2 separate regions of the Homo sapiens genome follow, and region 2 is linked to region 1. A link is an interaction called in ENCODE POLR2A ChIA-PET data of the cell type or tissue named here. Cell type or tissue: endothelial cell of umbilical vein. All regions are shown on one strand. Each heading gives the region's core, and the rest is flanking DNA. Links, peaks and the distances in the headings are about the cores only. Region 1 overlaps CDK17 (cyclin dependent kinase 17). Region 2 has its middle 42 kb from the start of CDK17.

Region 1 (15,979 bases), core at 12-8,011:
ACTGAAAAACAATGCAACTATTTTATTTTGAACAATGGAAGCTGTAATGGCAACTGGGGTAGCTATTCAAAAGTGGAGATGACGATGTCCCTTAATATTATAACAGTTATCTGTGAACACAAAAATTTTTACCCTATGATTTTCTTTGTTATTGTCTACTAATGCTGAATATTTATAAGACATTACATTTTGAATCTTTATTGATGTTTCCTAGTCTTTAGAAAATTTTACCGTCATGGGCTAGCATTCTTTTACATGGCATTTAGATTTCCAGGATGTTCTTTGTATTTTTTGTTTGTTTGTTTGTTTTGTTTGTTTTAGACTTTCAGGATGGATAATTACTTTATTGCTATATTGTAAAAATTATATTCTCTAGGGAATTTTACCTGTTTAAAAAATTGTCTCAGTTTTCATACATGGGAAGGATGAATAGTTTTAGGTTCTTTTGAATTTTGAATGGATAATTTTTGCCTAAACTTTTAAACAGGAAATCGGTATTTAAAGTATATTTCATAAAGTGATAATGGCATTTTGCATTTTAAATGCAGAAGATAAACAATAGGTTTATGGCATTTAAAAATGTGCTTTATGTAGCATTTTTGAAGTTAAAAAAACTGCCTGTAATAGCGAACCTAGTGTAGTTCACTAGCATTCAATCTACAATGTTGGCAATTTCTTTGAACTGATGGGGAGAGGACCAGTTAGACTGGCTTTTAAGAATTTTTATTGTCATCAGTGGATTCTTTGTCATTATTTTGCTTCCAATATAGTTAGTTGGTGGTTACTTTTGATATCTGCAAAATATTGACCTGGCAAGAGGAATTGCCAAGGGCCAGAGAAGTGTATTGAATATACCTCAGTGTAGTTTATTGTTCCCAGCCTGTCTGCCTCTCCCTGTTGGCCAACATGGAAAATCAATAGACATCTACCAGTAAATCTAATAAGTAATGTTACCGTGTTCTGCAGTAACCTGCAATACTGAATACTGTTTGAGGATGTAGATTTACAGATCTATGGCATATTGGGATGAGGTGAAAATTATCTTGCTCTCCAAAGTCTCCTTTTGAAAATATTTTTTGATATCACCTTATTTTACTTGGGGTACTATAACAAAATACCATACATTGAGGTGGCTTAAAACACAGACGTATTTTCTCACAGGTCCGGGGCTGGAAGTCTGAAATCAGCTAAGCACCTGCCCTCTCAGCTGTCTTCTCCCTGGGCACTCTTAAGTCCTTTCCTCCCTGTCTGCAGGTGAAGTGGGAGGGAGGGGAGGGAGAGGTGAGGATGTCTTTTTCTTTTCTACTTAAAAGGGCACAAATCCCGTCATGAGAGGGTCTCACTCTTAGGACCTAATCTAAACCTAATTACTTCCCAAAGGTCCACCTCTAATAGCCATCACACTGGGAGGTTTGGACTTCAACATGTGAATTTTGGGGGTACACAGATCTTCAGTCCATAACATAAACTTTGTGAAAGAAATTAACGTTAATTATTTACCTCCTCTACTAGGCACTATGCTAAGTATTATTTTGTGAAATCCTCACAATAAGCGCTTCATATAGGTATTCTGCCTGTTTTCAAATGAAGAAACAAAGACCTTAGGTTAAGTCATTGTTTCCAGGGACCGACCTCTGTGGTAACATTGACATTCCAGTTTAGGCATTCAAACCACTACTCTACACTGTCTCCATGAGGATGAGATGTTAAAAAGTCAATGTTACTGTCTGCACTCTATAAACAATGAGTGAGATATTAGAAAAGCTCATCAAAATGCGATTTAAAGTACATTGAACTGGTTTTACTACATTAAAAGATTGCAGTATATAAAATATGTAAGGTAGGACATGTTGCTCAAAATGAATTAAAAATCAAGATGCTAAAAAAATTTAAAACATTTATATGGGCGAGGCATGGTGGCTCACGCCTGTAATCCCAGCACTTTGAGAGGCTGAGCCGGGCAGATCACAAGGTCAAGAGTTCCAGTCCGGCCTGGCCAACATGGTGAAACCCGGTCTCTACTAAGAATACAAAAATTAGCTGGGCACGGTGGTGCATGCCTGTAATCCCAGCTACTCGGGAGGCTGAGGCAGGAGAATTGCTTGAACTTGGGAGGCAGAGGTTGCAGTGAGCCAAGATCGCACCATTGCACTCTAGCCTGGCGACAGAGCAAGACTCTGTCTCGGGGGAAAAAAATTATAGATTTTTTGAATAAATAATAAATAAAAATAAAATAATAAATATTTTTTGTCTACCTTTTTTTTTTCTTTTTTTTTTTTTGAGACGGAGTCTCTCCCTCAGTTGGCCCAGGCTGGAGTGCAGTGTTGCAGTTGCGTGATCTCAAGCTATTCTCGTGCCTCAGCCTCCGGAGTAGCTGGGACCACAGGTGGTGTGAGCTTCCACGTCCAACTAAATTTTGTATTTTTAGTAGAGATGGGTTTTCACCATGTTGGCCAGGCTGGTCTCGAACTCCTGACCTCAGGTGATCTGTGCACCTCGGTCTCCCAAAGTGCTGGGATTACACGTATGAGACACCGTACCCGTGCTTCTCTACCTTTTAATAACACATTTTTGTTTCTTTTTATGCATTTGTTAGTGTAAATATGTTCAAGAATACTCTACATTTTGTGTACATGTTTGTAAACAAGGGAAAAGGACCCAAAGATAATTTCTCTTTCATTGTATTCTAGTTCAGTTACTAACTTTGGCCTTCTCAAGTCATATTAATCTACTATTCTTATAATTGATGGGTAATGTTTGTTATTAGTATGTGTTAATATTCAATAATGTAAACAACGTTGGTAAATACTTGTGAGAAATTTTTTTTTTTTTTGAGATGGAGTCTCACTCTGTTGCCCAGGCTGGAGTGCAGTGGCGTGATCTTGGCTCACTGCAACCTCCGCCTCCCGGGTTCAAGTGATTCTCCTGCCTCAGCCTCCCGAGTAGCTGGGATTACAGGCGTGCACCACCATGTCCAGCTAATTTTTGTATTTTTAGTAGAGATAGGGTTTCACCATGTTGGCCAGGCTGGTCTTGAGCTCCTGACCTCATGATCTGCCTGCCTTGGCCTCCCAAAGTGCTGGGATTACAGGTGTGAGCCACTGCACCTGGTCTATACTTGTGAGAAACTATCAAGTAACAGCATTGAAGCCCTTATCACTCCAAATTTAGACTTGCTCTTCTTTAAATTAGTTAATATGTGTTTTTTAGTATTATTTTAGAATAAACATTTTTTGAAGTATAACAACTTAGATTTTAGTATTTTATATTATTGACTTGTAATGTTATTTCTGGTGGAAAAAGAAGCTTTTCATTGAGTATGTGTGTGTGTGTTTGTGTTTGTTAAGATACAGGGTCTCACTCTGCCACCCAGGTTGATTGCAGTGGTGTGATCACTGCTTCTTGTAGCCTTGATCTCTGGGGCTCCAGTGATCCTCCCACCTCAGCCTCCCAAATAGCTGGGACTACAGGTTCAGCGCCACCAGTCTTGGCTAAGTTTTGTGTTTTTAGTAGAGATGGGGTTTTGCCATATTGCCCAAGCTGTTCTTGAACTCCTGAGCTCAAGCAATCTGCCTGCCTCAGCCTCCCAAAGTGCTGGAATTACAGGTGTGAGCCACTGTGCCCAGATTTTTTACTGATTCTGAAGTAAAATTGGATTCCTTAGACTTAAGCACCTTGAGTCTGACCTATTAAATTAGCTTTTTTTTTTTTTTTTTTTTTTTTTGAGGCGGAGCCTCACAGGCTGGAGTACAATGGCACAATCTTGGCTCACTGCAACCTCCACCTCCCGGGTTCAAGCGATTCTCCCTGCCTCAGCCTCTCGAGTAGGTGGAATTACAGGTGTCTGCCACTATGCCCTGCTAATTTTTGTAGTTTTTAGTAGAGATGAGGTTTCACTATCTTGGCCAGGCTGGTGTTGAACTCCTGACCTCGTGATCCACCCGCCTCAGCTTCCCAAAGTGCTGGGATTACAGGTGTGAGCCACTGTGCCTGGCCTTAAATTGGTTTTAAGAAGTGGTCCTTTATGTCTCAATTTGAGTTAATAAATTTAATTTTTCAATTAACTCAGGTTTGCAGTTGGTATTTTTAAAGCATTTGTTACGTCCTCAATATTGTATTAGCCGTTATCTGTGTTGTAACAATATAATTTAATGTGGCAATATTGTAACATATAAGATAACAGCAATGTTGGTTGTCTGAGTATTCTGTCCACAGCCTTCTTTCCAGGTTTTATGTGTTCCTGGCAATCTGGTCTATATTTAGGGCTTTGTTCTCATCACCCATATGCAATAATCTCCACCTCTTTATTTCTAATCTAGACCTCTTTTTCTGAGTTGCATTCCAGCTTCCTACTCGATATTGCCTTAGTGCTCCCTTACCTAAACTGAACTCGAATCCCCTATTTCTGTTCCCAATTTCAGTGAATGGTACCACTGTCAGCCTAGTCACGTAAGCCAAAAACTTTGGCAGCTTCTTTCTTACGCTTTTCTGTTATGCTCATTTCCCCTTAGTCCAGTTAGTCACACCAAGTCCTGTTAATTTTAATTCCTAAATATCTTTTAAATTTATTTTTTCCTGTGTCACTTTCTTACGTAAGGGTTTTGGAATGTCTTATCTGATTTACTGGCTCCAGTTTTGTCCCATTTTAATCTAACCATATTCTTTCTTTATGTTTATATATGTATCTTATTTTATCCTTTTTTCCGTACTGCCGTCCATTCATCCATCCATGTCTGAAGTACCTGCCTACTCTGTACTAGACACTATGGTAGGGGCTAGGATACAAAGATGAAGAAACTGGTATGTTGATATTACAATGCTATGACACTTGTAGAGAAATTCTCATTTTTAAGCCCAAACGTCTCTTTCTCCAACGTGATCTTTGTTCCATTCTGACAGTTATGGTGGTTCTGCTATATAGTATTTATGTATACTGTAGTACTTAATATGTTATGTTGTAATTAATTATTTTCAGGTCTCTCCCTCTTTTGGCTGGCGTTGTGCTCCAGAGAGGCCGTGTTTTTTTTCATTTCTGTATTTCTTCCCGTATTATCATACTCTTAAATTGAATAAAGTGATGGAATTAGGAGGAACAACACCGAGTTGGTAAATTAAGGTCAGAGTAGGCTTAGAAGCAATCAAGAATACATTTTGATATAGTAGATAATAAAAAGTGTAAAAGGTTTCAAATATTGGAGCTATACAGTTTTGGTGGTATTTGTGTGAGAGCAATCTAGAGCAGTTTGTAGGCCAACTTGGAGGGACAGTAACTTGGCATTATTGAGACTGTTTAATTGCATGTGAGCTGTACTAACTTGTTAGTGAAAATGGAGAGAAAAGGGGTGTGGCCTTCAAAGATTGTTGTCTTTTAGACAAAATGGAAATATAAAATTATAATGTTAATATGTAAAGAAAGTACTCATTTCTGAAGGTCTAAAAATATTGGTCAGTGTATCAGGAGTAAAATTTGGTTTAACCGAAAAAAACTGGCCTGCCGCGGTGGCTCACGCCTGTAATCCCAGCACTTTGGGAGGCCAAGGCGGTCAGATCACTTGAGGTCAGGGGTTCGAGACCAGCCTGGGCAACATGGCGAAACCCCATCTCTACTAAAAATACAAAAAATTAGCCGGGCGTGGTGGCTCAGGCCTGTAATTCCAGCTACCTGGGAGGCTGAGGCATGAGAATTGCTTGAACCCGGGAGGTGAAAGTTGTAGTGAGCTGAGATCACACCACTGCACTCCAACCTGAGTGACAGAGTGAGACTCTGTTTCAAAAAAAAAAAGAAAAAAAAAATCAAAAACAAAACAACCCCCCGCCCCAAAATCGTCCTTAATGAAATCTAGCTATTTAACTGTGTAGTATTGGCTTAAATGCGCTTACTGCAGTGCAGAATTGTACTCAAAGGATCAAACAGTGCATTTAATGTTATTCATTCTGCTGTGGTAGTTTATGTATACAGTTGACTAGAAGCTTTGTTTTTCTTTTTTTTTTTGAGATGGAGTCTCCCTCTGTCGTTTAGGTTGGAGTGCAGTGGTGCAATCTCAGCTCACTACAACCTCCACCTCCCGGGTTCAGTAAATTCTCCTGTCTCAGCCTCCCGAGTAGCTGGGATTATAGGCGTGTGCCACCATGCCTGGCTAATTTTTGTATTTTTAGTAGTGTTGGCCAGGCTGGTCTCTAACTCCTGAGCTCAGGTAATCCACCCACCTTGGCCACCCAAAGTGTTGGGATTACAGGTTTGAGCCGCCACACCCAGCCTTGTTTTTAAATGGAATTACAGTAATTAAATAAAAACTGTTCCATGGTCTACTTTTAAACTTGAAGGATTTTTTTTCTTTTTCTTTTCTGTCTTTTTTTTTTTTTTTTTTTTGAGATGGAGTCTCACCCCATCGTCCAGGCTGGAGTGCAGTGGTGCGATCTCTGCTAACTGCAATCTCCACCTCCCAGGTTCAGGCGATTCTCCTGCCTCACCCTCCTGAGCAGCTGGGACTACAGGTGCACGCCATTGTGTCTGGCTAATCTTTGTATTTTTAGTGGAGACCATGTTTCACCATGTTGGGCAGGCTGGTCTTGAACTCCTGAGCTCAGGTGATCCACCCACCTAGGCCTCCCAAAGTGCTGGGATTAAAGGCGTGAGCCACCGCACCTGGCCAAGGCTTTTTTAAAATGCCTGTAATCCCAGCACTTTGGGAGGCCTAGGTGGGTGGATCGCCTGAGCTCAGGAGTTCGAGACCACCCTGGTCAACATGATGAAACCCGTCTCTACTAAAAAATACAAAAAAATTAGCCGGGCGTGTTGGCACGTGCCTGAAGGGAGGAGAATCACTCGAACCTGGGAGGTGGAGGTTGCAGTAAGCTGACATCGCCACACTGCACTCCAGCCTGGGCGACAGAGCAAGACTCCATCTCAAAAAAAAAAAAAAAATTGAGTTTTAAATTATACCTCTTTTCAGCCGGGCGCGCTGTCTCACACTTGTAATCCCAGCACTTTGGGAGGCTGAGGCAGGCGGATTATGAGGTCAGGATATCAAGACCATCCTGGCCCACATGGTGAAACCCCGTCTCTACTAAAAATACAGAAATTTGCTGGGTGTGGTGGTGCATGCCTGTAATTCCAGCTACTCAGGAGGCTGAGGCAGGAGAATCTCTTGAACCTGGGAGGTGGAAATTGCAGTGAGCCAAGATCACACCGCTGCACTCCAGCCTGGTGACAGAGTGAGACTTCCTCTCAAAAAAAAAAAAACAAAAAACAAACAAACAAAAAAACCCTCTTCTATAGTAGGTGTGTTATAAGTAATAAATTTATTTTAAATATTAGTTCGAGATTATGGCTTGGTAACGTCTTGTTTGAAGTGTGACATTTAAAATGAATTTTCATAATTTGTGGGAGTCAGTGCCTTTTTAAATTCCTCAGCTTACACAGTCTTCTTAAAACACTTTTTGTATTGAGCTTTTGAGATCATGGTTTATTAACCAACATTTATCATTTCAGAAACAGTGGGGTATTGTGTGTTGCAATAATTTTTGCCCATAAGTTGGTGAGCATGGATTTTTTTGTTGATCCCTCCCTTCTCCAGATATCATTTCCATTTCCATTTTGCTCTCATCCCCTTTCTTCCTAAGAAGCTATAAAATGGTTGAAACATTTATTTCAGGTACAATTTTTTGGAAAAGATCTGCAACTTAGGTTTCTATTGTATAAAGTTTAGAATTGGTTATATGTTTTCAATTTTCTTTTCATAAAGCCTACTTCAGTAATAACTTATAATAACCATATTACTATAAGCTCGTTATTTTAACTCTTGGCTGGGCAAGGTGGCTCATGCCTGTAATCCCAGCATTTAGGGAGGCAGACTGAGGAGGATCACTGGAGCCTAGGAGTTTGAGGCCAGCCTGGGCAACATAGGGAGACCCCATGCCTACAAAAAAATTAAAAAAAAAAAAAAATTAGTTGAGCATGAGATGGCACATGCCTGTAGTTCCAGCTACCCAGGAGGCTGAGGCAGAAGGCTCTCTTGAGCCTGTCTCAAAAAATAATAATAATAATAATAAAAAAAAGTGAGGCCTGGTGGGAGGTATTTGGATCATGGGGCAGATCCCTCATGAATGGCTTAGCACCATCCCCTTGGTGATGAGTGAGTTCATGTGAGATCGGTTGTTTTAAAGTTTGTAGCTTCTTCTCTGTTCTCTCTTGTTCCTGCTCTCGCCATGTGACATGCCTGTTCCCACTTGGTTTTGCACCATGAGTAAAAGCTTCCCGAGGCCTCCCCAGTTGCCAAGCAGATGTTGGCATTATGCTTGTACAGCTTGCAGAACCATGAGGCAATTAAACCTCTTTTCTTTATAAATTACCCAGTCTCAGGGATTCCTTTATAGCAATGTAAGAACAGCCCAACACAGCATGTAAAACATTGATTGTTTTTGCTATAACTCTTTATAAAATAAGAACTATTGGTAGTGGTAATAAAATTGTTTAATCCATTGCTTCACATTGAAGGAATGTCTAAATCAGTGATTCACAAGGACAATTGAATGAAAATCGTCTCTGGCTTTTTGAACTTTGCATATTTCCCAGATTTTCTAATATGCCTCTACTCCCACCAGATTTGAGCGTAACTGTAGCAGTGAGTTCAAGTTATTAATGGGTGTGTGTTGCATCCTTCTTGTATGTTTGGGGGTGGAGGTGGCACATATAGACATACCAGTAGACTAAATAGTCTAAGATGTGCATTGTTGTTTCTAATCTAATGACCATTAGGAATAAATAGGTCATAATCTTTTGTAAGCATATCTGTAAGCTTTCCTTAGGGCCAACCAAATATTTCTTTGAACCATTTTCCCTGTTCTGTTCCACTTGTTTAGGCCTGTGCTTTATCATTTACTTGACATCTTAATAGTCTAGACAGTATTTGCTTTCCTTGTTTATGACTCTTGTATGTGACTCTAGAGTTTTTCTTTTCTTTTTTTTTTATGTACAGATGAGATGTCACTATGTTGCCCAGGCTGGTTTCCAACTCCTGAGCTCAAGTAATCCTCCCACCTTGGCCTCCCAAACTGCTAGGGTTACAGGCGTGAGCTGCCACACCTGGCTGATTGTTTTTCTTTTTCTCTTTTATTTTATTATTATTTTTTTTTAGAGAAAAGGTCTTACTCTGTTGCCCAGGCTGGAGCACATCAGTGCAGTCCCAGCTCGTTGCATCCTCAACCTACTGGGCTCAAGCAATCCTCCCACCTCAGCTTCCTGAGCAGCTGGGACCACAGGTGCACACCACCATGCCCGGCTGATTTTTTACTTTTTTGATAGAGACAGGGTCTCACTATGTTGCCCAGGCTAGTCTTGAACTCCTGGACACAAGTGATTCTCGAGCCTCGGCCTCCCGAAGCGCTGGGATTACAGGTGTGAGCCACCATGCCCTGCCTCACGTTTTTCTGAAATCAAAATAGAGTAACTGGTTATAAAGTTTACCCATCAAAAGAAGAAACTGACTTTGCATTTTATTCTTTGTCATAAAATCTGCCTGGATGCTTAGTATTATATTATTGTTTACTATTATATATTATTCCAGAGTAATGGCTTTAACCTCAACTTCAGAATCATTCTTGTTGACTAAAATAAGAAAAAATCTAAAGGCATGCTTGTAACTGTGTAATCTCAAACTCTGTTTCTGAATGAGAATCTCTGGGTTTGGGTTTTTAATGTTTCAGACAATTCTTGATAGATCCTGGAGTTTTAGAAACACTGTTCTAGGGTTTAGCACAGTGTTAAGGGAAGGAACCACTCATACATTAAATTTAAAGTAGATTCATACTTCTAGTGGGTTGGTCGGTCCTTGGTTGCTGGATGCTGTGTGCTATTGGACCCAAGGAATGACGGCACTGCTAGGATGAAGCTCATGAGATTTTTGATGAAATGGTTCATGAAACTGTAACCTTGAATTGAAAAGTGGAACACAGGTCTATGGAACAGTCACAGGTGTGGATGTCACCGTGATACACATCTTAAAGCGTGAAAATGACCCTGAAGACAGAGAACCTGTACAGTTGGAAACACAAATTTGAGGAAGTAACATTAGATATTTTACTCTACCAGACAGTTTACCTCTGGATACACTACTTGTGGATGTTGAGCCTAAAGTAAAAACCTAAGAAAAGGGAAGCTGTTTGTTGCAGGAAGAGGCCAATGCAGAAGAAGAGGTAGAGGAAGAGTACATGGCCATGGCAGAGGGAGAGGGGGTCCTGGTGGTAATGTCTCTTAAGATTACTGTTTCAAGGTAATATGTGATTTGAGATATTTTCTGTATAGGTTTTCTTCGCTTATGTCAATTTTTATTTTTAAATTTTTTTCTATCAAAAAATTTACCATTATGCAGTATGTCCATGTAATATGTCAGTTTTTTTGTTGTTGTTTTGTTTTTCATTTTGAGACAAGGCCTCTTTCTGTCTCCCAGGCTGGAATGCAGTGGCGTGATCTCAGCTCACTGCAACCTCCGCCTCATGGACTCGAGAGATCCTCCCACTTAAGCCTCCTGAGTAGCTGGGACTTACAGGTGCCGCCGCCATGCTTGGCTAATTTTTTAAAGATTTTTGTGGAGAGTAGAGATGAGGTTTCACTATATTTTGCAGGCTGGTCTCAAACTTCTGGGCTCAAGTGATCCTCCCACCTTGGCCTCCCAAAGTGCCGAGATTGCAGGCATGTGCCTCTGTGTCTGGCCAGTATGTCAGTTTTTAACGAACATAAATGTGGAAATTTTTTGAAGTGAAGGCAAAGTGATTAAAACTTTCTACCTGGGTGCAGTGGCTCACGTCTGTAATCCCAGCACTTTGGGAGGCTGAGGTGGGCAGATCACCTGAGCCCAGGTGTTTAAGACAAGCCTGGGCAACATGGCAAAATGCCATCTCTTTAAAAAGTGTTTTAAAAAATTGGCCAGCTGTGGTGGCACATGCCTGTAGTCCTGGCTACTCCTCTGGAAGGTAAAGTCTGCAGTGAGCTGTGATTGTGCCGCTGCTCCCCAGCCAGCGTGACAGAGTTAGAGACCCTATCTCAAAACAAAGCAAAAACCAAGAAACCTTCCTGTCGTTCCATCTTATTTTTCCCTCCCTTTTTTTTTGTTCTACTTGGAGCGTTTTAGTTTTACCGGGAGTTGGCAGTTTTCTTAATTTTATGTATAATTGTCTTTTGTTTCAATTATTTTATGTTTTTTCCTTTAGTGGATGTTTTTGTCTGACTCTTTTAGCTTGTTTCTTATCAGTGATACTGTTTCCTATCTGTATGGTCTCAGTTATTAGTTTTAGAAAATTATTTTTAAAATGTGAGAATGTATAATCATATAAAAAATGTACAATGTACGTTCTCTAACACAGTGGTTACTATTTTCAAATATTATCTTGGCTTTTCTCCAATATGTTTTGTATTTTTGTTTAAGATCCTTTTTATGTTTTTTTTAAGGTACCAAATAATTGTGGCTGTTACTTTTAGTGTTTGCAAAAGATGCTTAACCATTTCATGTTGTTTGATAATTATTACTTCTCATTTTTCATTATTTTGTTTTAAAAATAATTTCAACTTTTATTTTTGATTCAGGGCATACAAGTGCAGGTTCGTTACATGGGTATATTGCGTGATGCTGAGGTCTGGGGTATGGATGAGCCTGTCACTCTGGTAGTGAGCATAGTATGTGATAGGTAGTTTTTCAGCCCATGCCCCCATTTGCCAACCCCTTCTAGTCATCTCCAGTGTCTGTTGTTAACATCTTTTTTTGTTTTTTGAGACAGAGTCTCACTCTGTCGCCCAGGCTGGAGTGCAGTGGCGCAATCTTGGCCCACTGCAACCTCTCCGCCTCCCGGGTTCAAGCAACTCTCCTGCCTCAGCCTCCTGAGTAGCTGGGACTACAGGTGCCCACCACCACGCCTGGCTAATTTTTGTATTTTTAGTAGAGACGGGGTTTTGCCATGTTGGCCAGGCTGGTCTTCAACTCCTGACCTTATGATCTGCCCGCCTAGGCCTCCCAAAGTTATGGCATTACAGGTGTGAGCCACTGCACCTGGCTTTTTTTTTTTTTTTTTTTTCCCTTGAGAAAGGGTCTTGCTTTCACCCTGACTGGAAGGCAGTGGCATGATCATGGCTCACTGCAGCCTTGACCTTCTGGGCTCAAGTGATTTTCCCACCTCAGCCTTCCACGTAGCTGGGACCATGGGCATGTACCACCACACCTGGCTAACTTTGATTTTTTGTAGATACAAGGTCTATGTTGCCCAGGCTGGTCTTGAACTCCTGGGCTCAAGCAGTCCTCTTGCCTCAGCCTCCCAAGTGCTGGCATTACAGGCATTAGCCACCCTGCTCAGCTGTTCCTATCTTACGTCCATGTGTGCTCAATGTTTAGCTCCCAAATATAAGTGAGAACGTACAGTATTTGGTTTTCTGTTCTTGCAGTAATTCACTGAGGATAATGGTCTCCAGCTGCATCCATGTTGCTGCAAAGAACAAGGTCTCATTCTTTTTTTATGGCTATACAGTACTCCATGGTGTGTATATACCATGTTTTCTTTATCCAGTTCACCATCAGTGGGCACCTAGGTTGATTCCATGTCTTTGCTATTGTGAATAGTGCCGCCATAAACCTATGAATACATGAGTCTTTTTGATAAAATGATTTGTTTTCCTTTGGGTATATACCCAGTAATGGGATTATTGAATTGAATGGTAGTTCAGTTTTTAGCTCTTTGAGAAATCTCCAACTGCTTTCCACAGTGGCTAACCTAACTTAACTTATATTCCTACCAGCAATGTGTAAGCTTTCCCTTTTCTCTGCAGTCTTGCCAACATCTGTTATTTTTTGACTTTTTAATAATAGCCATTCTGACTGGTGTGAGATGGTATTTTGTTGTGGTTTTCATTGCTTTTATCTCATGATTAGTAATGTTGAACATTTTTTTCATGTGTTTGTTGGCTGCTTATATGTCTTCTTTTGAGAAATGTCTGTTCATGTCCTTTGTCTACTTCTTAATGGGATTTTTTTTTTCTTGTGGATTTAAGTTCCGTATGGATTCTGAATATTAGTCCTTTGTTGGATGCATAGTTTGCAAATCTTTTCTCCCATTCTGAAGGCTGTCTGTATACTCTTGATAATTTCTTTTGCCATGCAGAAGCTCTTTAGTTTCATTACGTCCTGCTTGTCAATTTTTGTTTTCTTTGCAATTGTTTTTGGGGACTTAGCCATAAATTCTTTGCCAATGCTGATGTCTGGAAGAGTGTTTCCTGGGTTTTCTTCTAGGATTTTATAGTCTAATGTCTTTAATTCATCTTGAGTTAATTTTTGTATAGGACAAAAAGTAGGGGCCCACTTTCATTCTTCTGTGTATGCCTATCCAGTTATCCCAACATGATTTATTGAATAGAGAGTCCTTCTCCCGTTGTTTATTTTTGGCAACTTTGTTGATCAGACGATCAGACGGTTGTGGTTGTGCAACTTTATTTCTAGATTCTCCATTCTGTTCCATTGGTCTGTGTGTCTGTTTTTGTATCAGTACCATGCTGTGTTGCTTACTTTAGCCCTACAGTTTAGTTTTAAGTCGGGTAGTATGATTCCTCTGGCTTTGTTCTTTCTGCTTAGGGTTGCTTTGGCTATTTGGGCTTTTTGGTTCTGTATGAATCTTAGAAGAGTTTTTTTTTTTTTTCTTCTAATTTTGTGAAGAATTACATTGATAGTTTGATAGGAATAGCATTGAATCCGTATATTGCTTTTGGCACTATGGATATTTTAATGATATTGATTCTTCTAATTAATGACCATGGAATGTTTTTACATTTGTTTGTGTCATCACTGATTTCTTTCAGCAGTGTTTTGTAGTTGTTATTCTAGAGATCTTTCACCTTCTTGGTTAGATGTAATACTAGGCACTTCATTTTTTGGGGGGCTATTGTAAATAAGATTGTGTTTTTAATTTTGCTCTCAGCTAGAATGTTGTAATATAGAAATGCTACTGATTTTTATTCATTGATTTTGTATCCTGAACCTTTACTGAAGTCGTTTACAGTTCTAGGAGCCTTTTGGCAGAGTCTTTAGAGTTTTCTAGATACATAATTGTATCTGCAGAGAGATAATTTGATGTCTTCTTTCTCTATTCAGATGCCTTTGATTTTTTTTTCTTGCCTGATTGCTCTGGCTAGGACTTTCAAGTACTATGTTGAATAGGAGTGGTGAGAGTGGGCATCTTTGTCTTGTTCCAGTTCTCAAGGGAATTGTTGCAACTTTTGCCCATTCATGAAGGGATGCTGGGTTTTATCGAAAGCTTTTTCTCTGTCTGTTGAGAAGATGATATGCTTTTTGTTTTTAATTCTGTTTTAGTGGTGAATCACATTTATTGTTTTCATGTGTTGAAGCAACCTTGCACCCCAGGAACAAAGCTTACTTAATTATGGTGAATTAACATTTTGATGTGCTGCTGGATTCCATTTGCTAGTATTTTGTTGAGGATTTTTGTGTCTATGTTCATCGGGGATATTGTTCTGAAGTTTTCTTTTTTCATTGTATCTCTGCCAGATTTTGGTATCAGGCTGATGCTGGCTCCCTAGAATGAGTTAGGGAGGAAACCCTCCTTGATATTTTGGAATAGTTTCAGTAGGATTGGTACCAATTTTTCTTTATACGTTTGGTAGAATTCGGCTGTGAATCCATCTGGTCCTGGACTTTTTTTGGTTGGTAGGATTTTTTTTTTTTTTTTTAATTACTGATTCAGTTTTGGAACTTGTTATTTGTCTGTTCAGGTTTTCACTTCCTTCCTGGTTTAATCTTGGGAGGTTGTGTGTTTCCAGGAATTTATCCTTTTCTTCTAGATTTTCTAATTTGTGTGCATAGAGGTGTTGATAGTAGGCTGAATATCTTTTGTATTTATGTTTTCACTATTTTAAATCGGTGCTGTGACAAACTTGAACATGCGATATCCCTTTCCCACCCGCCCACACCATTTTGCATTTCCTTAGGGTAGATAGATGTCTAGAAGTGGAATTCCCAAACCAAAGTCTGTGAACCCTTTTCTGATATCTCTGTTGTACCAGTACCACGAATAATGTGCCACATCTGTTTTTAGTGATATAATTATCTAAAATGTTTGCTTTTGATCATTGGTTTTAGAAAAATATAATTATATTTGCATTTCTTTGATTTCTGGGATGTTGGTCCTCCTCCCACCCCCATTATCCCCACGGATTGCTAAGGAGGAGACTTTGACTGCTCCCTGAATCCTGGCATCTTCTTTTTTTAATTTTTTCTGATATTTGGTTTTTATCAAGTTGTTATATAATAAAAAAAACTAGATAAGTTGTTTTGGTGATCCATCTCTTTTTATATTCATTCCAGCTTATTTTTCAATGCTTTGTAATATATTTTAATATCTAGTGTGGCAAAACACTTAATTTTTTTCTAATAATTTTGATATTCTTATATATGTATTTTTAATTCTACTTTAGTAAATGGCAGGCAAAAAAATGTAGATCTATGGACAGTAGTAGAGTTTATGGGAGGAAAATTGCGGATGATCCTTTCAGCTCACTAGAAGTCTCTATTTTTTTCTTCAAAACTGGTCTCCCTGCTATAAAATTTGAACTGTAGGTATGTCAGTATATCTATAAGAGTTGCCTCCGTAATTGAAATAGACTTCCTGTTACCCGTTGTCTAGGTTGTACACTGTAAAGAGCATCTTTTTTTTTTTTTTTTGTAGGAAAAAATGGTTTTGTACATGGGATGAAACAATGTAAACTCAAAACTTACAGATAAGGGTTAGTTGTATCACTCATCTCTTTGAAAAGTTTATATGAATATCCAGTCAAAACCAACAAGGTATCGCCCTTGAAATGTTATCTATATGGATTTCCAAGGAGACCATAGGACTGTATACTGTCTTGGAATGTCCTCAGAAGGCTTAGAGAGCATCTTGATAAAAGGTTATGTGGTTTATGATAGAGTGTATTAGTTTATTTGTG
Region 2 (15,979 bases), core at 1-8,000, 54 kb before region 1:
CTCTAGATTTTCTAGTTTGTGCACATAGAGATGTTTGTAGTAGTCTCTGAGGATCTTTTGCATATCTATGGGATCAGTTGCAATGTCACTTTTGTCATTTCTGATTGTGCTTATTTTAATCTTCTCTCTCTCTCTCCTTTTTTTCTTTTTTTTGTTAATCCAGCTAGCAGTCTATCGTCTTGTATTGTTGTTGTTGTTGTTGTTTTATTTTTTTTTTTTGAGACGGAGTCTCGCTCTGTCACCCAGGCTGGAGTGAAGTGGCGCGATCTCGGCTCACTGCAAGCTCTGCCTCCGGGGTTCACGCCATTCTCCTGTCTCAGCCTCCTGAGTAGCTGGGACGACAGGTGCCTGCCACCACGCCCAGCTAATTTTTTTTTGTATTGTTAGTAGAGACGGGGTTTCACCGTGTTAGCCAGGATGGTCTCGATCTCCTGACTTCATGATCCACCCGCCTCAGCCTCCCAAAGTGCTGGGATTACAGGCGTGAGCCACCGCACCTGGCCTGTTGTTGTTGTTTTTGAGACGGAGTCTCACTGTCGCCCAGGCTGGAGTGCAGTGGCATGATCTTGGCTCATTGCAACCTCCGCCTCCCGGATTCAAGCAATTCTCCTTGCCTCAGTCTCCTGAGTAGCTGGGATTACAGGCGCCCACTACCACACACAGGTAATTTTTTGTATTTTTTAGTAGAGACGGGGTTTCACCATGTTGACCAGGCTGATCTTGACCTCCTGACCTTAGGTGATCGTCCACCTCAGCCTCCCAAAGTGCTGGGATTATAGGCGTGAGCCACCGTGCCCAGCCTCAATCTTGTTTATCCTTTCAAGTAACAAACTTTGTGTTTCATTGATCCATTGTATGGTTTTCTTGGTCCAAGTTTGTTTAGTTCTGCTCTAATTATAGTTTTTTTTTTCCCTTTTGCTAGCTTTAGGTTTAGTTTGTTCTTGTTTTTCTAGTTCTATTATGTGTTCTATAAGGTTGTTAATTTGAGACCTATCTTCTGGATGTCAAAGCCGATATTCTTTAGTATTGTACTACACCATTTACCACCATTAACATTATTAACTTTCATGGACTAGTCCCATGCATAGGTAAATGAAATGGTTGACTACATTGTGCAATTAAAAGCTACTGAAGGCTGGTGCAGTGGCTTATGCCTGTAATCCCAGCACTTTGGGAAGCCAAGGCAGGTGGATCACCTGAGGTCAGAAGTTTGAAACCAGCCTGGCCAACACGGTGAAACCCTGTCTCTACTAAAAATACAAAAAATTATCTGGGTGTGGTGGTAGGCACCTGTAATCCCAGCTACTTGGGAGGCTGAGGCAGGAGAATTGCTTGAACCTGGGTGGTGGAGGTTGCAGTGAGCCAATATCCTGCCACTGCCCTCCAACTTCAGTGACAGAGTGAGACTCTATCTCAAAAAAAGAAAGAAAAAAGAAAAAAAGAAGCTACTGAAGGATTTACCTGTCCCCAAACACTGTCTCCACATTCTGCAGTAGTAATAACAGTTATGTCACTTTTTGAGTTATTTTTTCCATAATATTAGTAAAGTTTGCCCCCTATGGGAGATAATACATTAATCCATAGATTAACAAATTAAACTGCAATTTAATAACTATCTATTAAAACTAGATTCCCAGCAGAAGTAGAATTAAAAAACAAAAACAAAACAAAAACCTAGATTCTCTGCAGAAAAATAGGATTAAAAAGAACAAAAACGGCCGGGCACAGTGACTCATGCCTGTAATCCCAGCACTTTGGGAGGCCAAGGTGGGCAGATCACCTGAGGTCAGGAGTTCGAGACCAGCCTGACCAATATAGGGAAACCCCGTCTCTACTAAAAATACAAAAATTAGCCAGGCATGGTGGCGGTCACCTGTAATCCCAGCTACTCGGGAGGCTGAGGCAGGAGAATGGCTTGAACCTGGGAGGCAGAGCTTGCAGTGAGCCGAGATCGCGCCACTGCACTCCAGCCTGGGTGACAGAGCGAGACTCTGACTCAAAAAAAACAAAACAAAACAAAAAACACTTTCCTTGATCTCCCAGTAAGTGGATAGTCAAGCTAGGAGTTGAGTCTATGTATTTAATCATTGTATTATACTTTTCTCTCCTATTTCTCACTCTCGTTTCAGTCACTCCTCATATGACATGCGATTCTCCATCCTTTTCCTGTGACTCACAGTCCAGGTGGTCACTGCTGCTTTTAAACAGAGTCACTGTAGTAGACTGAATTCATTGGGAAGCAGGCACTGAGACAGAGTTTATAGCTTGCAGGATGTTTATTAAGGAGCACCCTTGGCGTCAACACATAAGGAACAGGGCAGGGGAGGTAGGAGCAAAGCAAACCCAAGACATTTTCATAATTTTTATAGGCCTATTAAAGTATATGTTATAAAATATTCATAGCTTACTCTGAAAAGGTAAATATTTTGAATTGACTGGATATATAAGATCAGCTGAAATTTTGCCTACATTAAATTAATCTTGGCCAGGAGCAGTGGCTCATGCCTGTAATCCCAGCACTTTGGGAGGCCAAGGTGGGCAGATCACTTGAGGTCGGGAGTTTGAGACCAGCCTGGCCAACATGGCAAAAACCCGTCTCTACTAAAACTACAAAAATTAGCAGGGCGTGGTGGCAGGCACCTGTAGTCCCAGCTACTCAGGAGGCTGAGGCAGGAGAATCGCTTGAACCCGGGGGGCAGAGGCTGCAGTGAGCCAAGATTGCACCATTGCACTCCAGCCTGGGTGACAGAGCAGGACTCCATCTCAAAAATAAAAATAATAATTAATCTTATGCCCTATTTTTGTCCTCAAATTTGATCAAGGCAAATTCACCCAGAACCCACTATTAAAATGGGACATAATTGTGTTGAGGAGTGATGATCATGGAAACCATTTTACTGATTCAGGCTAATTAAGTAAAAAAAAAAGGGGGGGGGGCTATTTTAACTTCCTCAGATATGTGATATATCTTTGAAAATACAAGGTAAATTCTTCTTGTAAATGTTACAAAAAGGGCTACAGATCCCTTAATAAAGATTATTAGACCTTTATCCATGTACAAGTTCTTTTGTTTGTTAGTTTAATAATGCTACTGCTGGTTGATCAACCAAGCTGTTTTAGGAGCTCCACAGTATATTAGCAAGTCTGTAAAGTAATAGATAATTAGTCCTTAACCAAAAAAAAAAAAAAAAAAAAAAAAAGGAGAATGTCACAGCCCCCACACATCTGTTACTTGTCAGATGTCTATTACAGTGGCTGCTCCAAATGCCATTAAAGTGAAACCTTGAATTCTTGCCTATTTATTCTCACAGTCTGTTTATCAACTCTTCGTATTCTAAAGCTCCATACACTTGTTTTCTTGTTTTTTATTACACTATTAATTTCAGCAATTACAATGTATGGCTTAGCTAGAGGAGTTTCTACAGTATAAATATTAAAAATAGGCCGGACGCGGTGGCCCATACCTGTAATCCTAGCACTTTGGGAGGCCGAGGTGGGAGGATCATTTGAGGCCAGGCATTCAAGATTAGCCTGGTCAACATGGTGAAACCCCTTCTCTACTAAAAATACAAAAATTAGCCGGGCATAGTGGTACGTGCCTCTAATCCCAGCTACTCAGGAGGCTGAGGCAGGAGAATTGCTTGAACCCGGGAGGCAGCGGTTGCAGTGAGCTGAGATCACGCCACTGCACTCCAGCCTGGGCAACACAGTGAGACACTGTCTCAAAAAAAAATACATAAAAATAAAAATCACACAAATGTATGAAAGGAAGATTGATGGAATATTATTTTAATAACAGCTATGAAGTACAGAAGATACAGAAATTTACTAGGGAAAATTAAAAGTAAGTAAATTAGAAGAAACAGGAAGTAGAAGGTGATAAAGAAGAATCATCCATCTGCTAAATTAGTAACTCTCATTCAATGTGGATTTCAATACAGTATTGTTACTCCACATTACTAAGTTCACTGAGAAGATATTTTAAGTGGCAACTTCCACTGTTAAGTTTAATTACTTTTACAAAGTAAGCCAGTCAGATTCCTCAGATGCCAGACTCTTAGTTATATTTTTCAGCAGGCCATAGCATCTCTAATACCCAGCAAAATCCAGGTTACCACAGACATAACTACTTCTTCGAAGTAGTCCAACCCTGTCTCTTTCACTAAACTAACTTGATTCCCTTGTTAATTTTGTATAAATGTTCTCCATGGAAACAGCTCCTTGTTAGTCATACTGAGAAAGGAGCAAAATAACCTGGCTGCTTGGGTATACCAATTACTATTATCAGTAGGTTTTTTGGTTTGTTTTTGTTTTTTACTCTCTTGAATTAATGAATTTGCTAGACGTCAAAGGAGACTTCAATGCTTATCAAACACAATCTTCTGTATAGATGGTTTTCCCATGAATGAACCCAAGATTTCCTATAAGAATTACACAATATGTGTTGTTCACTTTGCCAAGTCTTTATCTTGCCTATGATGTAAAGCTGAGCTCTGAGAGGGAAATACTGAGAGAAGGGTCAGCCGGAGGCCCTGAACCAACTTCATAGTTGCAAGGGGAAACTGACTAATCTTAGAAATTTGTTTTTCCTTCCTTGTCCTAGGCTTAATCCAACTGGAGGAAATTGACTGGCATTTCATTATTTTCCTTTACAATAAGCTTGGAGCAAGCTGCAGAGGAAACTAGTCAGGTCAGAGCAGAAAGGAAACTGCCTAGTACCTTCGTCAGTTTCCTGTTGCATCTGACTGATAGCAGAACGAAGAGGATGTGATGTTATGGTGCTGGGGTTTGATTCTGAGATGCTGCTGATAAAGGCTCCACCTTCCATTCAGTGGCTAGTGATTCATGGTTTTCTACTGACCTAATCTAGCTTCAGACTTCAGAGCTTTCCCTTTAAGAATCCCTTAGCTAACTAGAATTTCAACTGCTTATGCTGCGTAAGATATAGAGAGCCTAGAATGAAAATCTATTATTTATAAACAGCTCCCTGGTAATCTATCAAGCTCCAGAAATACACAAGATCTGTCTCCAGGGAAATTAGTTCCTTCAGGCTTTGGTCTGCTCACCACAGACATTTCCATGGGAAAAATGTCTTCTGATTTAGTCAAGTGGTAGGTAGGAGTGTTTTAAAGACATTTTGTTAGAATCTGTATCCCAAATATTCCTTTTTTCTTTCTTTCCTTTTAGAGACAGGGTATGGCTCTGTCGCCCAGGCTGGAGTACAGTGGTACAATCTCCACTCGCTGCAGCTTCAATTTCCTGAGCTCAGGCAGTCCACCCAACTCAGCGTCCCGAGTAGCTGGGACTAAAGGTGTGCACCACCACACCCGGCTATTTTTTTTTTTTTTTTTGTATTTTTTTTGTAGAGACAGGGTTTCACCATGTTGCCCAGGCTGGTCTGAAACTCCTGGACTCAAGCGATCTGCCCACCTTGGACTCCCAAAGTGCTGAGATTACAGGCGTAAGCCACCATGCCATGTCCAGCCCCAAATATTCTTAATAGGGCATATGACCATTCTATTTAAAAATTTTAATGACTTCTCCTTGATTTAGTATAAAATTCTAGTTTCTTTACAAATAATTTGAAAGCCTTATACTATCTATTGCCTACCTACCTTTCTAGACTTATTTCAAACTATCCCACTATTTTTTTTTGAGACAGAGTTTTGCTCTTATCACCCAGGCTGGAGTACAGTGGCACTATCTCAGCTCACTGCAACCTTCACCTCCTGGATTCAAGCAATTCTCCTGCCTCAGCCTCCCAAGTAGCTGGAATTAACAGGCATGCCCCACCACACCTAGCTAATTTTTGTATTTTTAGTAGAGATGGGTTTTCCCCATGTTGGCCAGGCTGGTCTCGAACTCCTGAGCTCAGGTGATCCGCCTGCCTCGGCCTCCCAAAGTGCTGGGATTGCAGGTGTGAGCCACTGCACCCGGCGAAGTTTTTTTTAAAAGAGTCCATACATAGTGTTCCAAGTTTTTGGAGCTTGGGCTTAGGCCGGGCTATCATCCTAAATGTCCTCACCATTTCTGTTTTTGTTTGTAATTCAAGTCCAGTTTCAGTTGCTTCTTCATTAGGTCTTCCACAACTACTTCGGGTACAAAGAAATTGCACAATCACTGTAGTATTTATTATCTCTATTTCTCATTTGGCCGTTAACCACTTCACAGAGGGAGCGCATCTTGATTTTTTTTTTTTTTTTTTTTTTTTTTGAGATGGAATTTCTCTCTTGTTGCCCAGGCTGGAGTGTTTGTCGATCTCGGCTCGCTGCAACCTCCGCCTCCCAGGTTCAAGTGATTCTCCTGCCTCAGCCTCCCGAATAGCTGGGATTATAGCCGCCTGCCACCATGCCCGGCTAATTTTTATATTTTTAGTGCCGACGGGGTTTCACCATGTTGGCCAGGCTGGTCTCGAACTCCTGACCTCAGGTGATCCACCCACCTCAGCCTCCCAAAGTGCTGGGATTACAGGCGTAAGCCACTGCGCCCGGCCTCTTGTGCTGTTTTATTATGCGGTAGTGATTCTTAAATCTTGCATTCCTGTTTAAGTTTGTATTATTTTGTAATAATTTCAGGAGGAAGATTATATGTCTTACTTCTTTCTATGCCTTCACACCATATAAAGACCATATAGTGTCTTCAATCATATTTTAGATTAATTTATTGAAAGCACAAGTATTAAACAGGTACAAACATAACCATGTATATATTTAAGTGGAATACAATGATCTTGCACTACAATAAAATAATTATTGGCTTGGGCAATTTAAATAGGTTAAATTCTTATAGACTCTCAGATTTATAATTTTACAGGAAATGCCTTGACCATTTTAACCAACCAATCAACCAAGTTATTAAACAAGCAAAAGCAAACAGAAGTTTCTAAGTTTGGCTGATAATGATACCTGGTTTGTTGACTGCACCTGTGCAGATATAGCTTAATTGACTGTAACAAATATACCATTTGAGTGTAGGATGTTGATGGTGGGGGAGGCTGTACCTGTGTGGAGTTAGAAGGTACATGAGAAATCTCTGTACCTTCTTCTTAATTTTGCTGTAAACTTAAAATTGCTCTGAAAAATAAAGTCTATTAAAACAACAACAAAAGGGCGGGCGTGGTGGCTCCTGACTGTAATCCCAACACTTTGGGAGGCCGAGGTGGGTGGATCACCTGAGGTCAGGAGTTTGAGACCAGCCTGACCAACATGGTGAAACCCCATCTCTACTAAAACTACAAAAATTAGCTGGGTGTGGTGGCACGCACCTGTAATTCCAGCTACTCACGAGGCTGAGGCAGGAGAATTGCTTGAACCCGGGAGGTGGAGGTTGCAGTGAGCTGTGATCGCGTCATTGCACTCCAGCCTGGGCAACAGAGCAAGACTCTGTCTCAAAAACAAAATAAAATAAAATAAATAAAATAAAACAACAACAACAAACAAAAAACCTTCTCAGCACTTGTTGTATTGAACCATTTACGTACCACACCAGATTGCTCAGTAGTATCTGATCCCCACCCCCAAACCTCAGTCACTTGACAAGTTTCCACAATCATTGTGATAGAAGAAGGAGTTCCTGTGTAGGGCATGGCCTGACAAAGAGGGACCTTTGTATATTCACATTGTCTGGGATCCCTGGAGGCTGTGCCTTCACCAGAAGCTTCCAGGAGTCATTAGAAATCACAGAAGGGCAAAAGGAGCGGACTTTAATGAGTGAGAGACCAGAGAGACCAGAGACAGAGAGAACCCAACAGATAAATTGTCGTTTGTCCTATCCATGAACTGTTCTGAGATGTGCTGGATTTCTATAACCTCTCTGGACACCAAACTATCAACGGTGTTTTGTTGTGAAGCTGTGTCTCCAGTAAAACCATATACCACTTTTTATTTGCTCTCCTTCCTTTGCGGACTCAATTTCTTTTTCTCTTCTCTCTTAGTGCCCTGGGATTGTACCTCTCTCCAGAATGATGGATATATAACTTCTATTTTCTTTTTTTCTACTTTTTTTTTTTTTGAGACAGAGTTCGCTCTGTTGCCCAGGCTGGAATGCAATGGCGTGGTCTCAGCTCACGGCAACCTCTGCCTCCCAGGTTCAAGTGATTCTCCTGCCTCAGCCTCCCGAGTAGCTGGGATTACAGGCATGCACTACTACACCCTGCTAATTTTGTATTTTTAGTAGAGACAGGATTTCTCCATGTTGGTCAGGCTGGTCTCGAACTCCCGACCTCAGGTGATCTGCCTGCCTCGGCCTCCCAAAGTGCTGGGATTACAGGTGTGAGCCACCACACCCGGCTATAACCTCTATTTTCTAGGAAATGTGAACCACTTTCAAATGCCAAACCCTGTGCTAGGTATTAGGGAAAAGACATCATGTTCTAGTGTTACAAATACTTTTTAAAATATTTTATTTGTTTGCTTTGATGAATTCATATGGTCAAAAAAGCAAAGTCTTGAAAGGATAAACAGTGAAAACCTCCTGTATTAGTCTGTTCTCACAATGCTATAAAGACATACCTGAAATTTGGTAATTTATAAAGAAAGGGGGTTTAATTGACTCACAGTTTTGCATGGCTGGGGAAGCCTCAGGAAACTTACAATCATGGTGGAAGGTGAAAGGGAAGCAAGGTGTGTCTTATACGATGGCAGGAGAGAGAGAGCAAAGGAAGTCACACTTTTAAACCATTAGATCTTGTGAGAACTCACTATCATGAAAACAGCAAGGGGGAAACCACCTCCATGTTCCAATCACCTCCCACGAGGTCCCTCTCTCAACACGTGGGGATTACAATTTGAGATGAGATTTGGGTGGGTACATAGAGCCAAACCATATTACCTCCCTTCCACACATGTGCCCCTGACACTCCATGACTTCTGCCTCCTGTTCCCCTCCCAATAATAGAGCTGGGAAATAATCTCATATCAATACATAAAATAGTTTCACAATATATTTGGCTGCACAGTATTCCAATGTGTGAATGTACCATAATTTATTTACTCATTTCATTATAGATAAACCTTTTTTTTAATTATACTTTAAGTTCTGCAGTACATGTGCACAACGTGCAGGTTTGTTACATATGTATACATGTGCCATGTTGGTGTGCTGCACCCATTAACTCATCATTTACATTAGGTATATCTCCTAATGCCATCCCTCCCCACTCCCCCTACCCCACAACAGGCCCCGGTGTGTGATGTTCCCCTTCTTGTGTCCAAGTGTTCTCATTGTGCAATTCCCACCTATGAGTGAGAACATGTGGTGTTTGGTTTTTTGTCCTTGCGATAGTTTGCTGAGAATGATGGTTTCCAGCTTCATCCATGTCCCTACAAAGGACATGAACTCATCCTTTTTTATGGCTGCATAGTATTCCGTGGTGTATATGTGCCATATTTTCTTAATCCAGTCTATCATTGATGGACATTTGGGTTGGTTCCAAGTCTTTGCTATTGTGAATAGTGCCACAATAAACATACATGTGCATGTGTCTTTATAGCAGCATGATTTATAATCCTTTGGGTACATACCCAGTAATGGGATGACTGGGTCAAATGGTATTTCTAGTTCTAGATCCTTGATGAATTGCCACAAAAACAAGAAATAGGGAAAGGATTCCCTATTTAATAAATGGTGCTGGGAAAACTTGCTAGCCATATGTAGAAAGCTAAAACTGGATCCCTTCCTTACACCTTATACAAAAATTAATTCAAGATGGATTGAAGACTTAAATGTTAGACCTGAAACCATAAAAACCCTAGAAGAAAACCTAGGCAATACCATTCAGGACATAGGCATGGGCAAGGACTTCATGTCTAAAACACCAAAAGCAATGGCAACAAAAGCCAAAATTGACAAATGGGATCTAATTAAACTAAAGAGCTTCTGCACAGCAAAAGAAACTACCATTAGAGTGAACAGGCAACCTACAGAATGGGAGAAAATTTTTACAATCTACCCATCTGACAAAGGGCTAATATCCAGAATCTACCAAGAACTCAAACGAATTTACAAGAGAAAAACAAGCAACCCCATCAAAAAGTGGGCAAAGGATATGAACAGACACTTCTCAAAAGAAGACATTTATGCAGCCAACAGACACATGAGAAAATGCTCATCATCACTGGCCATCAGAGAAATGCAAATCAAAACCACAATGAGACACCATCCCACACTAGTTAGAATGGCGATCATTAAAAAGTCAGGAAACAACAGGTGCTGGAGAGGATGTGGAGAAATAGGAACACTTTTACACTGTTGGTGGGACTGTAAACTAGTTCAACCATTATTGATAAAACTTTAAGTTGTTTTACTCTGATTCCACTACAAATAATACAGACATGAATAACATAATATGTAAGCTGATTTTCACATATGCCTGCATGTCTATAAGATAAATTTCTAGTCTGGCCTCAGTGGCTCATACCTGCAATTCCAATACTTTGGGCAGCTGAGGAAGGAGGATTGCTTGAGCCCAGGAGTTTGAGAATAGCCTGGACAACACAGCAAAACCTTGTCTCTACAAAAAGTAAAAATAAAAAAATAAAAGGCTGGGTGCAGTGGCTTACACCTATAATCCCAGCACCCTGGGAGGCTGAGGCAGGTGGATCATCTGAGGCCAGGAGTTCGAGGCAAGCCTGGCCAACTTGGTGAATACCTGTCTCTACTAAAAATACAAAAATTAGCTGGGCGTGGTGGTGAGCGCCTGTAATCCCAGCTACTTGGGAAGCTGAGGCAGGAGAATCACTTGAATCTGGGAGGCGGAGGTTGCAGTGAGCTGAGATCACGCCACCGCACTCCAGCCTGGGTGACAAGAGTGAAACTCTGTCTCAAAAAACAAACAAAAAACAAAAAAATAGTGCACCTGTGGTTTCAGCTACTCAGGAGGCTGAGGTGGGAGGACTGCTTGAACTTGGAAGGTCAAGTTTGCAGTAAGCTATGATTATGCTACTGTACTCCAGCCTGGGTGACAGAGCAAAACTCTGTCTCAAAAAAAATATATATATATAGAAGTGATGCTGTTGGGTCAAAGAACATGTAGATTCACAGAAGAGCATGCATTATTACATATCCTCAACAGTACAGCCTGTTAACAAAGTTTTTGCTTTTTGCCTATTTTGTTGGTAAAAAATGGTATCTCAGCATATATTTAAATTGTACTTATCTTATTATGAGTGAGGTTAAATATAATTTCAGATGTTTGTAAGCCATTTGTTTTTCCTTTTTTGAGAACTGCTTGTTTTTGAAGAAATCTTCACCAAGGGAACAATCATTGGAGCATCTGTTTTGTTTTTTTTTTGTTTTTTTTTGTTTTTTTGAGACAGAGTCTCGCTGTCCCCCAGGCTGGAGTCCAGTGACACGATCTCGGCTCACTGCAAGCTCCGCCTCCCGGGTTCATGCCATTCTCCTGCCTCAGCCTCCCAAGTAGCTGGGACTACAGGTGCCCCCCACCACTCCTGGCTAAATTTGGAGCCTCTGTTTCTAAAACCCTGTGCACCACGACTCAAAGAAAAGTAAACTGAGGATTTTAACACACTTCTCACTATCACTGCTTGAGATATTGAAATTTCTGTCATCTCCAAGTTGTAAAGTCTAGTTCACACACTCAGTGAGTTCACAGTCTGGCAATAAAGACAATGGAGAGAAGAGAGCAAATCAGGCTAAAGAGTACCCAGCTGTCCCAATTGTAATGCCAAAAGAGGCATGATGCACTTAGATGATGAGGGCTCATATTGGTACCCAAATACTCCATCTGATGGCCAGGGGCACTGCAGCTGGCACTCTAAGCAGTATCAGGGCTAACAGGGAGATGAAAGGTAGTGCCCTGGTTCTAAGAACTCTCCAGGGTGAGGGTCGACTCTAGCCAAAAGTAGGCAGGGCTAGGACAGGCAGGGACTAAGACATTATAAGCTTTAGAGGAAAGCTATTTCAAACTATTATAGGAATACAGAGAATAGGAAGGGCTGAAATATCCCTAGGAAGCAGGATGGAAGTGAGTTCTAGAAAGGTCTCACACTGAGATGGCTTTTGAACTGGGCCTTGAAGGATAAGACGGAATAACTAGGCAGAGAGGTGGAGATGGCCCCATATGCAAAGGGAATAAAATAAGCAAAGGCATGCAGGTCAGAGATCTTTTTCCTCTGAATGATGATGAATCCAGGGTGGCCAGAGAGCAGGGAGGGCACGTGTGTGTATACACAGGAAAGGGGTATGAAAGATGGGCAGAATGAGAGATGAGGTCACCTTTTAACTAAAAGCTTTTTTCTTTTTAACTAAAAGCTTTTTTCTTTTTAACTAAAAGCTTTTTATTTGCAGTTCTCAACTGAACTTAAATTTTCTTATAAATGTTATTTGGCATACATGAAAATCCCTGGCGTAAACATGGCTTAGGATAATGTATAAACAATCTATTTTAGGGAAAATAGAGGAAGAAGCCCACTGGACCAGAAAGAGTTGGCCCCTATTAGTCACGAGCCCTCTTGTTCCTCTCAAATCAAAAATAAATCTTAGGACCAGGGCTGTGGCACATCTGCAATCCCAGCACTTTGGGAGGCCAAGGTGGCAAGACTGCTTGAGCCTGGGAGTTCAAGATCAGCTCCTGACAACATAGCTGTCTCTACTAAAAATAAAAGAAGTTAGCTGGGCACGGTGGCTCATGCCTGCAGTCCCAGCTATGCCAGAGGCAAGGTGGGAGGATTGCTTGAGGCCAGGAGGATGAGGCTGCAGTGAGGCATGATCACACCACTGCACTCCAGCCTGGATGACAGAGCGAGACCTGTCTCAAATTAAATAAATAAATAGATAAGTCCTAGGACATCGAGGTTAACGGGTATGCTTATAAGGACAGAGCAACACAGCATCGGGGGTGGAATGAAGCAAAAACTTCTTAAAAAATGGACATGTAGACCAGGCACAGTGGCTCATGCCTGTAATCCCAGCACTTTGGGAGGCCGAGGTGGGTGCATCACCTGAAGTCAGGACCAGCCTGGCCAACACGGTGAAACCCATTCTCTACTAAAAATACAAAAAATTAGCCAGGCATAGTGGCAGGCACCTGTAATCCCAGGTACTTGGGAGGCTGAGGCAGGAGAATCACCTGTACCCTGGAGGCAAAGGTTGCAGTGAGCCGAGATCATGCCATTGCACTCCAGCATGGGCAACAAGAGCAAAACTGCGTCTCAAAAAAAAAAAGAAAGAAAGAAAGAAAGAAAAATGGACATGTGTACCCCTTTTATATTTATGATAATTAGAACTATTGGAATAAAGAACTATAAAAGCATAGACGCAAAGAGAGGTCAGTGAATGAAATTAGCTACATTACAGAACACTAATGATACCTACTATCTAAAAGCCCAGTAGATTTTACTAATGAATACTCCAGAGCTGTAACCATTTTAAAAAATCTGCTCAGCTTTAACAAGAAAAATACATGATAATTATTTTTTCAAGGAGACATTGCCAAGGTTTATCCATGCCAAAATGCTGATGGAAATTTTAATGTGAAATGAACCACAGAAAAGAGATGATAATGAGAGAGTCTTACAAAGGCCCTGTCATCTGCAGACACTGGCATTCTCTATTTTTCTTTCAGCTCCTCCTCAAACTGTTCTCCCCTAATCCTTGATGTTTATATTATCCACCCCCATAAAATCCAACACTTGACAGACTCTAGGGATTAAAAGCAAGAGCTAAACTCTCAAATCTGTACATATAAGATAAAACTAGTGACAGAGGTTCAAAAGACCTCACTGATATCTCTCATAGCATCAGTCAGCCTTGCCTTGCGGATCCAAGCAAGGGCCCTCTCTGGGCAATTCTTTTGTAAGGACTACTGTCTACATCTTATAGACTTACCTATGACTTGCGTAAGGATGCAGGACAAATCAAACCAAGAACTTTCCAAAAGAGTAGTAGGGAAGATAGGGGCTGAAGGCAGTGAGGTGGAGCTTCCAAGGGCTAATTGAGAAGTGATTACACAGGACAGGATAAGGTTTTGTACTCACAGTCCATCACAGATACTCTGAATTGCTTACTCCACTGCCATTCCCCTTCTTTCCTGCTAACAGAGCCCCGGTTTTGTTCAGGAAAACATTCCCAGCCCATGGGATGAGTGATGATTGGTCTAAGCCAATCGTAGTGGACTTATTCTCCTTTGCCAGTATTGGTAGGAGACTGGGCACATGGCCCAGACTTAACCAGTGCATTGTCAGAAGTAGTCAATTGAGGGTATGAGGAAAAAATTTATTTCCTGATAAAAGAAACGCTAGGGAAGTGGAAGCCTTTGGCCTCTCTTCCCTCGATTCCAGCTTGAATGCCGTTGTATGAGGGGATCTCAAGGCAAGAGCTTCGCAAAGACAGACATTGCTGACTTACTGAGGAGGCATGGTGGACTCTGCCTTCTTGATTACATTGTTGAATTACCAAACTAACCTTGAGACTGGCCTCTTGTTTAGTGAACAACAAATATTATTATGCTCTTAGGCCACTATTTGTTGGGATTTCTGTTTCTTGTAGCTGAAAGAACATCCTATATGTGTAGACAGCAAACTGATAACTAGGGGTGTAGTGGCAAGGTGAAGTCCAAAGGGCCAGGTAGAACAGTAAGTAGGAAGAGAGGACCAGGAGCATCTCAGTATGCAGTATGGGGAACAGGCTGGGAAAATGTTGAGGAGGTGCTGGGAGCGTGTCAGCTGAGTTCCTGGAGGCCTTCCTCCATGTACTTCCAGCTGTGTGAAACAGGGGTGATACTGACATTTTAAAGAATCACTGTGGGGCTGGGCATGGTGGCTTACGCCTGTAATCCCAGCATTTTTGGGGGCCGAGGTGGGCTGATCACTTGAGGCCAGGAGTTCGAGACCAGCCTAGGCAACATAGCAAAACTCCACCTCTACTAAAAATATAAAAATTAGCTGGGCCTGGTGGCACACGCCTGTAATCCCAGCTACTCGGGAGGCTAAGGCAGGAGAATTGCTTGAACCCGGGAGGCACAGGTTGCAGTGAGCCGAGATCAAGCCAGTGCACTCCAACCTATGTGACAAAGCAAGACTCCATCTCAAAAAAAGAAAAAAAAAGTCTACATTCCTTAGCCTTTCGCCCTACCATCTTGCCACACACAGACATCTCTAGATTTTAGTTCTTTAAGGACAGTTCTATGCCATAACTTTTTGTCTCACGTAGTTCTTAGAATATCTTATATGCAATTTTTTTTTTGTTAGATGGAATCTCTCTCTGTCGCCCAGGCTGGAGTGCAGTGGCGCAATCTCGGCTCACTGCAACCTCCGTCTCCTGGGTTCCAGTGATTCTCCTGCCTCAGCCACCTGAGTAGCTGAGACTATAGGCATGTGCCACCACACCCAGCTAATTTTTGTAATTTTAGTAGAGAGGGTTTCACCATGTTGGCCAGGATGGTCTTGATCTCTTCACTTCGTGATCTTCTTGTCTCGGCCTCCCAAAGTGCTGGGATTACAGGCATGAGCCACCGCACCTGGCCACAATAATTTTTAATAACCCTTTATTCATAGACATGGATACTTTCTATTTTGTCCTTTACCTTGTACCTTATATATTTTAGTCAACTAGTCATGACTAGCATGTTTGTATAATCTTGTAACTTTATGTTGATATTTGTGGTTATAGAAATGACCAGTGCTATAGTTTTTAATAAATTAACAATTTGACCAACTATATTATTTTGAATTTAAGTCTGTATTTGTTATAATTTTGTTTAAGAGACAGGGTCTTATTCTGTTGCCCAGGCTAGAGTGCAGTGGCATGAACACAGCTCACTGCAGCCTCGTCCTCCTGGGCTCAAGAAATCCTCCCACCTCAGCCTCCCAAGTAGCACCACAGGTGCACACCACCACACCAGGCTAATTTTTTAATTTTTTGTAGAGATGGGGTCTTGCCATGTTGTCCAGGCTGGTCTTGAACTCCTGTCCTCAAGTAATCTTCCCACCTCAGCTTCCCAAAGTGCTGGCATTTCAGGAAT

Evidence for each region. ChIA-PET counts read pairs that join two places held together with the same protein. Peaks named below come from ENCODE experiments on the same cell type or tissue, not always from the same donor. Only the 100,000 strongest peaks of a DNase experiment are listed, where the experiment ranks them.
Region 2: POLR2A ChIA-PET joins it to region 1 with 15 read pairs; 19 of 35 experiments call an interaction of 5 or more read pairs at or near these places.

Annotation. Positions count from the first base shown.
Region 1 is chr12:96,381,100-96,397,078 of GRCh38, reverse strand. The region is part of intron 1 of CDK17 (cyclin dependent kinase 17); the gene reads left to right. Among named protein-coding and RNA genes, the nearest start is that of CDK17, 11 kb to the left of the region's middle. In endothelial cell of umbilical vein, for the core only: no CTCF peak of the experiment used is centred there; a DNase peak (open chromatin) is centred at 4,528; H3K4me3 peaks cover 1,651 bases; H3K27ac peaks cover 4,303 bases.
Region 2 is chr12:96,434,728-96,450,706 of GRCh38, reverse strand. No RefSeq gene overlaps it. Among named protein-coding and RNA genes, the nearest start is that of CDK17, 42 kb to the right of the region's middle. In endothelial cell of umbilical vein, for the core only: no CTCF peak of the experiment used is centred there; DNase peaks (open chromatin) are centred at 2,176 and 4,656; H3K27ac peaks cover 6,150 bases.